3 separate regions of the Homo sapiens genome follow, and all the other regions are linked to region 1. Evidence: chromatin contacts called from ENCODE Hi-C or POLR2A ChIA-PET data. All regions are on one chromosome and are shown on one strand. Each heading gives the region's core, a stretch centred on a gene start or an enhancer-like site at or near the end of the contact. The rest is flanking DNA. Distances are from core to core; before and after follow the strand shown. Region 1 holds the start of SSH1 (slingshot protein phosphatase 1). Region 2 holds the start of GLTP (glycolipid transfer protein). Region 3 holds the start of ANKRD13A (ankyrin repeat domain 13A).

What was found. Hi-C counts contacts between places; a loop is a spot of excess contacts on that map. ChIA-PET counts read pairs that join two places held with the same protein, here RNA polymerase II (POLR2A). Pooled maps may share reads with other maps.
Region 2: a loop to region 1 is called in a pooled map, with 5 times the contacts of the local background. The contact joins the promoter of GLTP here to the promoter of SSH1 in region 1. A Hi-C loop is called at or near these places in 7 of 50 pooled maps. POLR2A ChIA-PET finds 5 or more read pairs at or near these places in 2 of 52 experiments (GM10248 and activated T-cell).
Region 3: a loop to region 1 is called in a map with no recorded cell type, with 5 times the contacts of the local background. The contact joins the promoter of ANKRD13A here to the promoter of SSH1 in region 1. A Hi-C loop is called at or near these places in 2 of 37 single-sample maps with no recorded cell type and 6 of 50 pooled maps. POLR2A ChIA-PET finds 5 or more read pairs at or near these places in 1 of 52 experiments (GM12878).

The regions. Positions count from the first base shown.
Region 1 is chr12:108,856,167-108,858,866 of GRCh38, reverse strand. SSH1 (slingshot protein phosphatase 1) reads left to right here and starts at 1,284. Exons shown (of 15, transcript NM_018984.4): 1 at 1,284-1,439. The coding sequence starts at 1,371. RefSeq lists a silencer at 815-1,554 and enhancers at 1,985-2,034, 2,087-2,588.
Region 2 is chr12:109,879,139-109,881,838 of GRCh38, reverse strand. It overlaps GLTP (glycolipid transfer protein), which reads left to right and starts at 1,298. Exons shown (of 5, transcript NM_016433.4): 1 at 1,298-1,567. The coding sequence starts at 1,465. It overlaps LOC124903012 (a long non-coding RNA gene), which reads left to right and starts at 438. Exons shown (of 3, transcript XR_007063455.1): 1 at 438-478; 2 at 665-724; 3 at 832-941. It also overlaps a transcript of TCHP not described here. RefSeq lists an enhancer at 215-716 and a silencer at 1,041-1,590.
Region 3 is chr12:109,997,988-110,000,687 of GRCh38, reverse strand. ANKRD13A (ankyrin repeat domain 13A) reads right to left here and starts at 1,258. Exons shown (of 15, transcript NM_033121.2): 1 at 904-1,258. The coding sequence starts at 999. It also overlaps a transcript of GIT2 not described here. RefSeq lists silencers at 1,045-1,134, 1,145-1,264 and an enhancer at 1,345-1,534.

The DNA.
Region 1 (2,700 bases), core at 35-2,534:
CTTGTGCAACATGCAGAGGTTGGGGGTGGGAGCCGGGAGATGAGATTTTGGCTAAAAGAAAAGTTTCCTACTACTAAGTCAAGCCAGAATTGCCTTCTTGGTATCTTATTCCATGTTCCCCTCTCCATCCCCATAACTGGTCACCTCTCCCCGGGACAACAGCAGCAGCCTCCTCCCTGGTCTCCCTCAGCCCTCTGCCCCGTGGTCCCTCATCCACGCAGCAGCCGGAGCGATCTTTCCAGAGAGGATGGAGACTCCAGCCATTCCTCCCCTCTTCCCTTCCCTGAGTGCTGGCCTCCGGTTGACAAACTTCTTCCTGCTTCAGGGCACGCTGATCCCCCCTGCTTGGAGAGCTGTCTCTCTGTTCTTTCACCTGTTAATCCTGCTTATGCTCAAGCCCAAGCCTCAGAATAAAGCTCTTCTGGGAAGCCTTCCCTGACCTCCAAGGAGTTGGCTGGGTTTCAGAACACCCAGAAAGAATTCATTGAAAAAGATTAGCAAAATACTTTTTTAAAAACGTGCCTAATAACTTGATTAACCTCTGCAAAATCAGGCGAATCTATTTTGCTTACTGTTTTTGTTTTTTGTTTTTTGTTTTTTTGAGACCGAGTCTCGCTCTGTCGCCCAGGCTGGAGTGCAGTGGCGCGATCTCAGCTCATTGCAACCTCCGCCTCCCAGATTCAAGCGATTCTCTTGCCTCAGCCTCCCGAGTAGCTGGGACTACAGGCGCGCACCACTGCGCCCAGCTAATTTTTGTCTTTTTAGTAGAGACGGGGTTTCACCATGTTGGCCAGGATGGTCTCGATCTCTTGACCTCGTAATCCGCCCGCCTCAGCCTCCCAAAGTGCTGGGATTACAGGCGTGAGCCACCGCGCCCGGCCCCAGGACGTCTTTTATTTCCTGGTCGCTGTACAGTCCTGTCTGCACGGTCGCCGGGCCTCAGTTTCCCCAGGCAGAGCAGCGGGCAGGGCCCCTGGGGCGTACGGGCTCCGGGCGGCGCGCGCGCCCCCGAGTCCCAGGCCTGATAGCGGGGCGCGCGGGCGGGGGCGCGTGTGTCGGGCGCGCGAGGGACGTGATCGACCAGCCGAGGCCTCGGGCAGCCCTCAGGGCCCCCGCGCACGCGCGCCTCCTCGTCCCGCCCTGCCCGCTTCCCCGCCCACTCCGCGCACTGAGGCCTGCGCGCGCCGGCGCGGGAGGCGGGAGCTGGGGGCGGGGGCGGTGGCGACGCCGAGGGGGAGGGGCGGGCCCGGCCCGGCTCGGCCCGGCCGCCCGCGCGCGGCTCCAGGAGGCCCCGGGCCCGGCCCGGGCGGCGGTGGCGGTGGCGGCTCTAGCTCGAGACGTCTGTGGCGCCCTCGCACCGCGCCGCAGCCATGGCCCTGGTGACCCTGCAGCGCTCGCCCACGCCCAGCGCCGCCTCCTCCTCGGCCAGCAACAGCGAGGTGAGCCCCGGGCTCGCCGCGCCCGGCCTGGGCCGCCGGACGCCGCGCCGAGGCCGCCGGAGCTGGGGCCGCGCGTGCGGGGCAGGGGGGCGGCTGCGCGGGCTCCTCGGGGCCCCGCCGTAGGAACAGAGCCGGGCAGCCGGACCGGGGTGACCGTGCGAGGACTGTGTGCGATGTGACCCTGTCTTGGGGAGCTGTGCGGGGACTTTGTGTGCGGTGTGACCCCTATCGGGGGGCGACTTTGCAGGGACTGTGTATGCAGTGCGACCCCTCTGGGAGTGTCTGCAGGATACTGTGTGTGCGCTGTGACCCACATCAGGGGGTTACCCCCATCTTGGGGTGACCCCTGTTAGGCGGAGACTGTGTGCGTTGTGACCCCTAAGGGTGACTGTGCAGAGACTGTGTGTGCAGATGTGACCTCGTGATTGTGTGGGGACTGTGATTTCAGGTGTGACCCCCATCTTGGGTTGACCTCTGTCTGGGGAGGACTGTGCGTCTGTCGGGACTCCCATTTGTGAGTGACTCTGCAGTGTGACCAGGGTCCAGGGGTGACTGGATGTGCAACTGGGACCCTTGATTGGGTGACTGCGTGAGCCGCTGGTTCTGAGACCTGTGGCCGGGGTAGTTCTAGGCCCTTTGCCTGTATGCCTGGCTGTGCGATGTGAGATGTGACTGTTGCTGACCTGCCGTCCGGGGACTGTGCCAGCGTGAGACAGGCATCTGGGAGTGCCCCTACAAACGTGTGAGATTGTTTCCCCGCCTGCCGCCTCTGGAGTTCTGTCTGTAGGCGTGCCCGTGTCACTGTGTGACGGTGACCGAGCGTGCTGTGGGCTCTGTGTGGCTGTGTTTCACGTCTGTGCGTGCAGCCTTAGTCTGGCTTTTCCTTTCTGTAACATCACTCAGGCCTGTGTGTTTATGTGCATCTATCTTTCTGTGTGGCTGTGACCCATTCTGGGTGATTGCATAGGTGCATTCCTGGGTTGCGTGTCCTGGCACTGTGCGCGTTTTTGTGGGTCTGTGTGTGGCCCAGGTCCGTTTGCCTGGCCACTTTTTCCTCTGGGGTTGATTGAGGGCACTGTTGCCCTCTTAGCCTGCAGGGTTGGCCTGGCTTGTCCTAGGCTGGGGCCTTGGGCCTCTGAGCAGGTCAGCCCTCTGTAGCTGCAGGGATGACCCTCTGGTCGCGCAATCTTGCCCACCATCTCTTGAAGAACCCGTCAAGGCCTCTGGTCTAAACTCTTACCTATAACAAGGCTGAGTGTCC
Region 2 (2,700 bases), core at 49-2,548, 1.0 Mb before region 1:
AGCTGGGCATTGGGTTTAGGACATAAGCATCTAGGTGGGTTGTGGCTGAGATGACTTGTGATTCAAGGTGTGAGAAGCTGGACCCTGGGCTGTTGGAGAGACATTAGGTTTGGGAAACAAGTGTCCAGGTTGTGGGTGAATTGGTATAAACTGGGCTGGCTCCAGCTGTTACCAGTAGAAGGTGTCCAGGTACTTGGCATCTTGGAGAAAACACACAAACGAAGCAAGGAAAGCAAAAGCAAGGATTTACTGAGAACGAAAAGTCCACCCCACAGTTTGGGAGCAGGCTTGAGCGTAGAGGCTCAAGAGCTCTGCTTACAGAATTTTCTAGGGTCTCAATACTCTAGAGGTTTCCCATTGGTTACTTGGTGAATATTCTATGTAAATGAAGAGAATGAAGTGAAGTCACAGAGTCATTTACTCAGAATGTGCCCTATTGCAAATGGAGAGGATGTGCAAATGGAGAGGATGTTACTTGGTGGGAGAGGATGAATGTGAAGTTACAAAGTATAAATGGAGAGGATGTTTCTTGGAGTGTGTGGTCTGTGTAAATGGAGAGGATGAATGTGAAGTTACAAAGTGTAAAGGGCGTGAATGGAGAGGATGAAGTGAAGTTGCAAAGCCGTTTACATTCCTGTCATTGCTAAGGTGCTTTTTGATTTAGGTCTAGGAAGTCAGCCTTATGTTCCCTGCCTCCAGGCCCTATTTTTCTGCCTCACAACAGGTAACATCAGACTGTTGAGGGCAGACTGGACCCCAGATTTCGGGAAGCAGGAGTTGTCCAGCAGGGCAGTGGCTGAGTTAGACTGTGACTTCAGCAGTGTTCAACAGGTATAAGGTCATTGAAGACCAAGAATCAAGCAATCGAGCGTCCTCGTCGGTTGTAGCGAAAGAGAACCGTGACCAACAGGAGAGCAGTGTCCACCCAGGTCACTTGGGGTTACTGGGGTACAATTTTGGGGGAAACGGGGGTCCTGGGGAGCGTTGGCTGGGTGGGGCTGTAACCCGAGCTGGTGGGCGGGTTGTGAGCTGTGACCTGGCCCGAGTCGGCCCGCCCGGATTGGGGGGCCAAACCGGGGGCGGCGGGAGGCACACCTGGGGAAGACTCACCTGGGAGCGGCTCACTTGGGCCCTCCGGGACCCATGAACCGGCGCACCTCCTCTGCGTCCCGCCCCCGGCCGGCCCCCCGGCCAATGGGGGCGCGGAGACCTCGGCGGCGGGCGCGGATTGGGAGCCGGTGAGCGGGGGCGGGGCGGCGCGCCCGGCAGTTTAGGCGCTCGGCCGGCGGGCGGCGCTGAGCGCTCGGCTACGAGGGCGCCGTGCGGGCGGAAGTGGCGACGCTGGCGTCCCCGGAGCCTGCGGCGGGCGGCTGTGACGGCCCCGGCGCTGACGGCGGCGGCCGGGGGGGCGGTGTCGACGCCCGCGGCGCCGGCTGGGGCATCACCGCGGGCCTCGACCCCGAAATGGCGCTGCTGGCCGAACACTTGCTGAAGCCGCTGCCCGCGGACAAGCAGATCGAGACCGGGCCCTTCCTCGAGGCGGTGTCCCACCTGCCGCCCTTCTTCGGTGAGCCGGAATGGAGGGGGGAGGCGGCCCGCAGCCCCACGCGCACCCGAATCCTCCTTCCCCCGAGCATCCCCTAACCATCTCTGCCCTAGACACCCCTAAGTACTGTTTCCCCAGGCACCCAAGATCCTCTTTCCCTCCACTCACCCTAAATTCTCCCTTTCCCGGACCACTCCCAAGTCCTCTCCGCTCTAAACATGTCACATCCTGCCTGTCCTCCCCAAATCCTCCCTCTCCCTAGACACCTCACAGTCCTACATATCCCCCAAATGCCCCCTGATCATCCGTGCCCCCAACACGGATGATCTTCCATCTCCCTTAGGCATTCTGTAATCCACCATCTCCCCCAAAGCCTCCTGCCCCTTCTTCCCCAAAGTCCTTCATCCCTGGCGCTTTCTGATGGCTCTCAACTCGCTCCCCTTACAATGAATCCCCCCATTTCATAAGCCTTCTCTTTGAACGCTTCCAGCCTCTCCCTCATGGGACCTACAAACCCTTCCTTCTTCCCTCAGAATTCGCCCATTCCAGATCAAAGACTCCCATCTCCCCCTCCAAGGGTAGGAAGCCTGGTGAGGCGGGGACAAGGAGAGGGTTTTGAAGATGGAGTTGCAAAATTCCAGGGCCTCTTTCTAGGGGAAACCACCTAAAGTTTTTCCTCCTTTTAGGACAGGGGTGAGGGTTGTCGGGGGAGCTGTTTTGTGAGGTGACATCAGACATACAGAGCTTGGCACCAATTCCTCCCTCAGTTTGGGCTCTACGAGAGGAAGCCCCTCCCCTGTATGTCGTGTGGAAGTTCCTGGGCGCATTGGGAAGGCGGTCCACTTTCAGACCCTCTTCCCGCACTCCCTCAGCCTAGCCCAGTCCAGCCAAGGCCCCAGATGGAAAATGGGAACTAGAAGCCAGCACCACTGCCCCTGCCCTTTGCCTTTTGGGTCCCGGGTAAAGGGTGCAACCTGAGCCTCTATTCTCCTTCTCCATGTGGGCTCTGTCCTGTCCTGCTGGTTCACTTGGTGGCCTTGCAGGAAAATACCAGCCCCCAGGGCAGAGTCCACCTGAAACCCAAAGACAGGAGATCTTAAGACAGTCCGACTTAGTGGGCAAAGAAGGCTTGTTAGGGGTGGTAGTTCCCACAG
Region 3 (2,700 bases), core at 9-2,508, 1.1 Mb before region 1:
AGTTGCGGGGGGCTGTCTTGGCCATTGTAGGATGTTGAGCAGCATAACCGGCCTCTACCCACTACCAGAAGCACCCACTCCCCACTTTCAACAACCAAAAATGTCCCATACATTGCCAAATGTCCCCGGGGGGTCGTGGGTGCAAAATCACCTCCAACTGAGAGCACTACTGCTTTAAAGAGATAGCAATAATGAAAAGATTAAAGCATCAAAGCACTTTAGAACAGGAAGGGATTTTAAGGAGCCTGAGAACCCGTGATTCTCAAACTTTGCTAGGTATCAGCCTCCCTGGGGAGTTTGTTAAAAATGCGGCACCTGGACCTCACCCCAGACCTATCAATAGAGTCAAGTGTTGGGTTCTGCCCCAGCACCAACATCCTCATTCTACAGCTAAGTTAACGTCGGCCAGAGAGGGAAAATGCCTTGCCCAAGGTCACAGGGCGAGTTAGAACCTGGACTCCAAAACCAACCAAGCCCTTCCTTACAACAAGGAGAGTGTGCTATTCTTACGTCTTTGAGGCAGCAGAACCTAAAAATGGTTAAGACGGTGCATTCCGGAGCCAGCCGGCCCGAGTTAAAATCCCGACTTGGCATTTATCAGCGGGGCGGCCTCGCACAAGGCACGTAGCGTCTGAGGACCTGTTTCCTTCTCTGTCCAGTGGAAAAGTAACAGTACCTACCCACCAGCGTTATTGGAAAGGTGAAGAGAGAAGATATTTAAAAAGCCCGTCGCACGGTAAGCACTCGATACGTGTCCTATTATTAGGACTGTCCCACACCTGCAAAGTGGAAGGGGTCTGGGGATCCCGGGGACAGAGGGCTGGAAATGGGCTCAGGGAGGCGAAACGACCCCCGATTCCCCGAAGTCCCCACCGGGAGACGGACCCCCGCCCCGCCCCTCACCTGGCCCTGCAGCTCCTTCTCGAGCTGCCGGTAGTCGTTTTTCCAGACTAGGAGGTGCAGGGGGTAGTGGTCGCCCGCGTCGCAGGCCGAGGACATGGCGAGGAGGCCGTAACCTGGTCCTCGTCGCCCGCCCCAAGTCTCGGCCCCGGCGGGGTCTCCCGCGCCCGCCTGCCTGCCCTGAGGCCGGCGAGCAAGCGAGCGTAGGGCGTGTTACGCTGCCGGCCGGCTGAGCCGGTCGGGTGCGGGGCGCGCGGGAGGTCCGGGGTCGCCGGCCGGCTCAGGGACCAGGTCGGCCGCGCCCACCCCGCGCCCCGCGGCGTTCCCGCCCGCGCTGACAGCTCGCGGACAGACTTCTGCGGACCTAACTGCCCCAAACAGGGAAGTGCGGAGAGCGAACCACCGCATGCCGCGGCGGGGATAGGCGACCTTGGGCACCGGGTCCGGGGTCCGCGCCATTGCACCCACCTCCAGCTCACACCGAGAAACTCAGTGCAGCCCACAGAACAGAGCTGAGGCTCATTCTCTTGGCCAAAGATCTCCACGCGGAAAGTTCCGTCTACCTGTCCCCAGCTTCTTTCCCCCTGCTCCAGTAGCCCCATGTGGTTCGGTCCACAACTGGGCCTCTTCCATTGGCTCTGAAGTCAGGGGGTGACAACTGAGCCCCGGACCAAACCATTCCAGCTGCCGACACCCTTGCAGCCTTTTTGGAGCAGGACAGATGCTTCCACGACGGGTCAAAAGCCATTTTGGAAGTGGGCAACACCGGACAATTTTTGAAGGAGGAACGCTAAACCCTGGCGAAGTGGCTTCAAATACAGTATTTGCATAAAAGGGGATATTTCTACTTCATGATTTCTCAACCTCGGCACATATTGAACTGGGCAGTTTTTGTGTGGGGGTTGTCCGGTCCTTGTAGGATGCTGAGCAGTTGCCCTGGTCTTTCTCCCCACTCAATGCCAGTAGCACTCCCCAAAACATGTCTCTCCAGATATTGCCAAATGTCGTCTCGGGGAGAAAAATCGTCCTCAGTTGAGAACCGCTTCTATTTGAACTCCGAACCGGGTTATGATTCAATAGCTAACTATGGTGGTGATTTAGTCCATGTATGAATGTCATTTTTAAGCTAGCTTTTTGGATTTGAGGTTATGGCTGAAAGGACTGATAAATAATATACATATTTGACCACAGTCTGCGAATATGAAGTTTATTCTTTGAGTTTCAGGCACTATGCCTCCTTGACTCAATGAAGAACCAAATCAACTTACAGCTAGCTACTCATGGGCTTGAACTTTCTGCTGCTGCTTCAGCTCAGCTGTCTACAACTAGACCACATAGCTGGATGAAGCTATTTAATGCATTGTGAAAACATTCCCTCTGCCCTCTGAGTGTATGCACATCCAGCTCTTCAGATGCCTGCAACAACAGCTGTTCAAGAATCCCAACCTAATCCATTCTCCACAGATGTGGAGCCCAGAAGATTTGTGAGTTGTTAAACCAAAACAGGATGCAGGAGCACCAGGATGGCACCCGGAGACTCTAACCATGGAATGCGTGGGAATTCTGTGATTATTTCTCCATCACACATTTATCACACTGTAGAGATGGACTCAAGACCAGTGCTTCTGAGGCCTTTTCCAGCACTTCTCATTCTTTCAGATGCCTTTTGCAACTTAACGTTCTCCTTCTTCTTCATCATGCCGTGTTTATTGAAAATCTCCCTATCTCATTAATCAGAAAACCCCATAATGACAGGAACCACATCGTTTTGCTTACCAGAGTATCTAAAACCAAAATAGT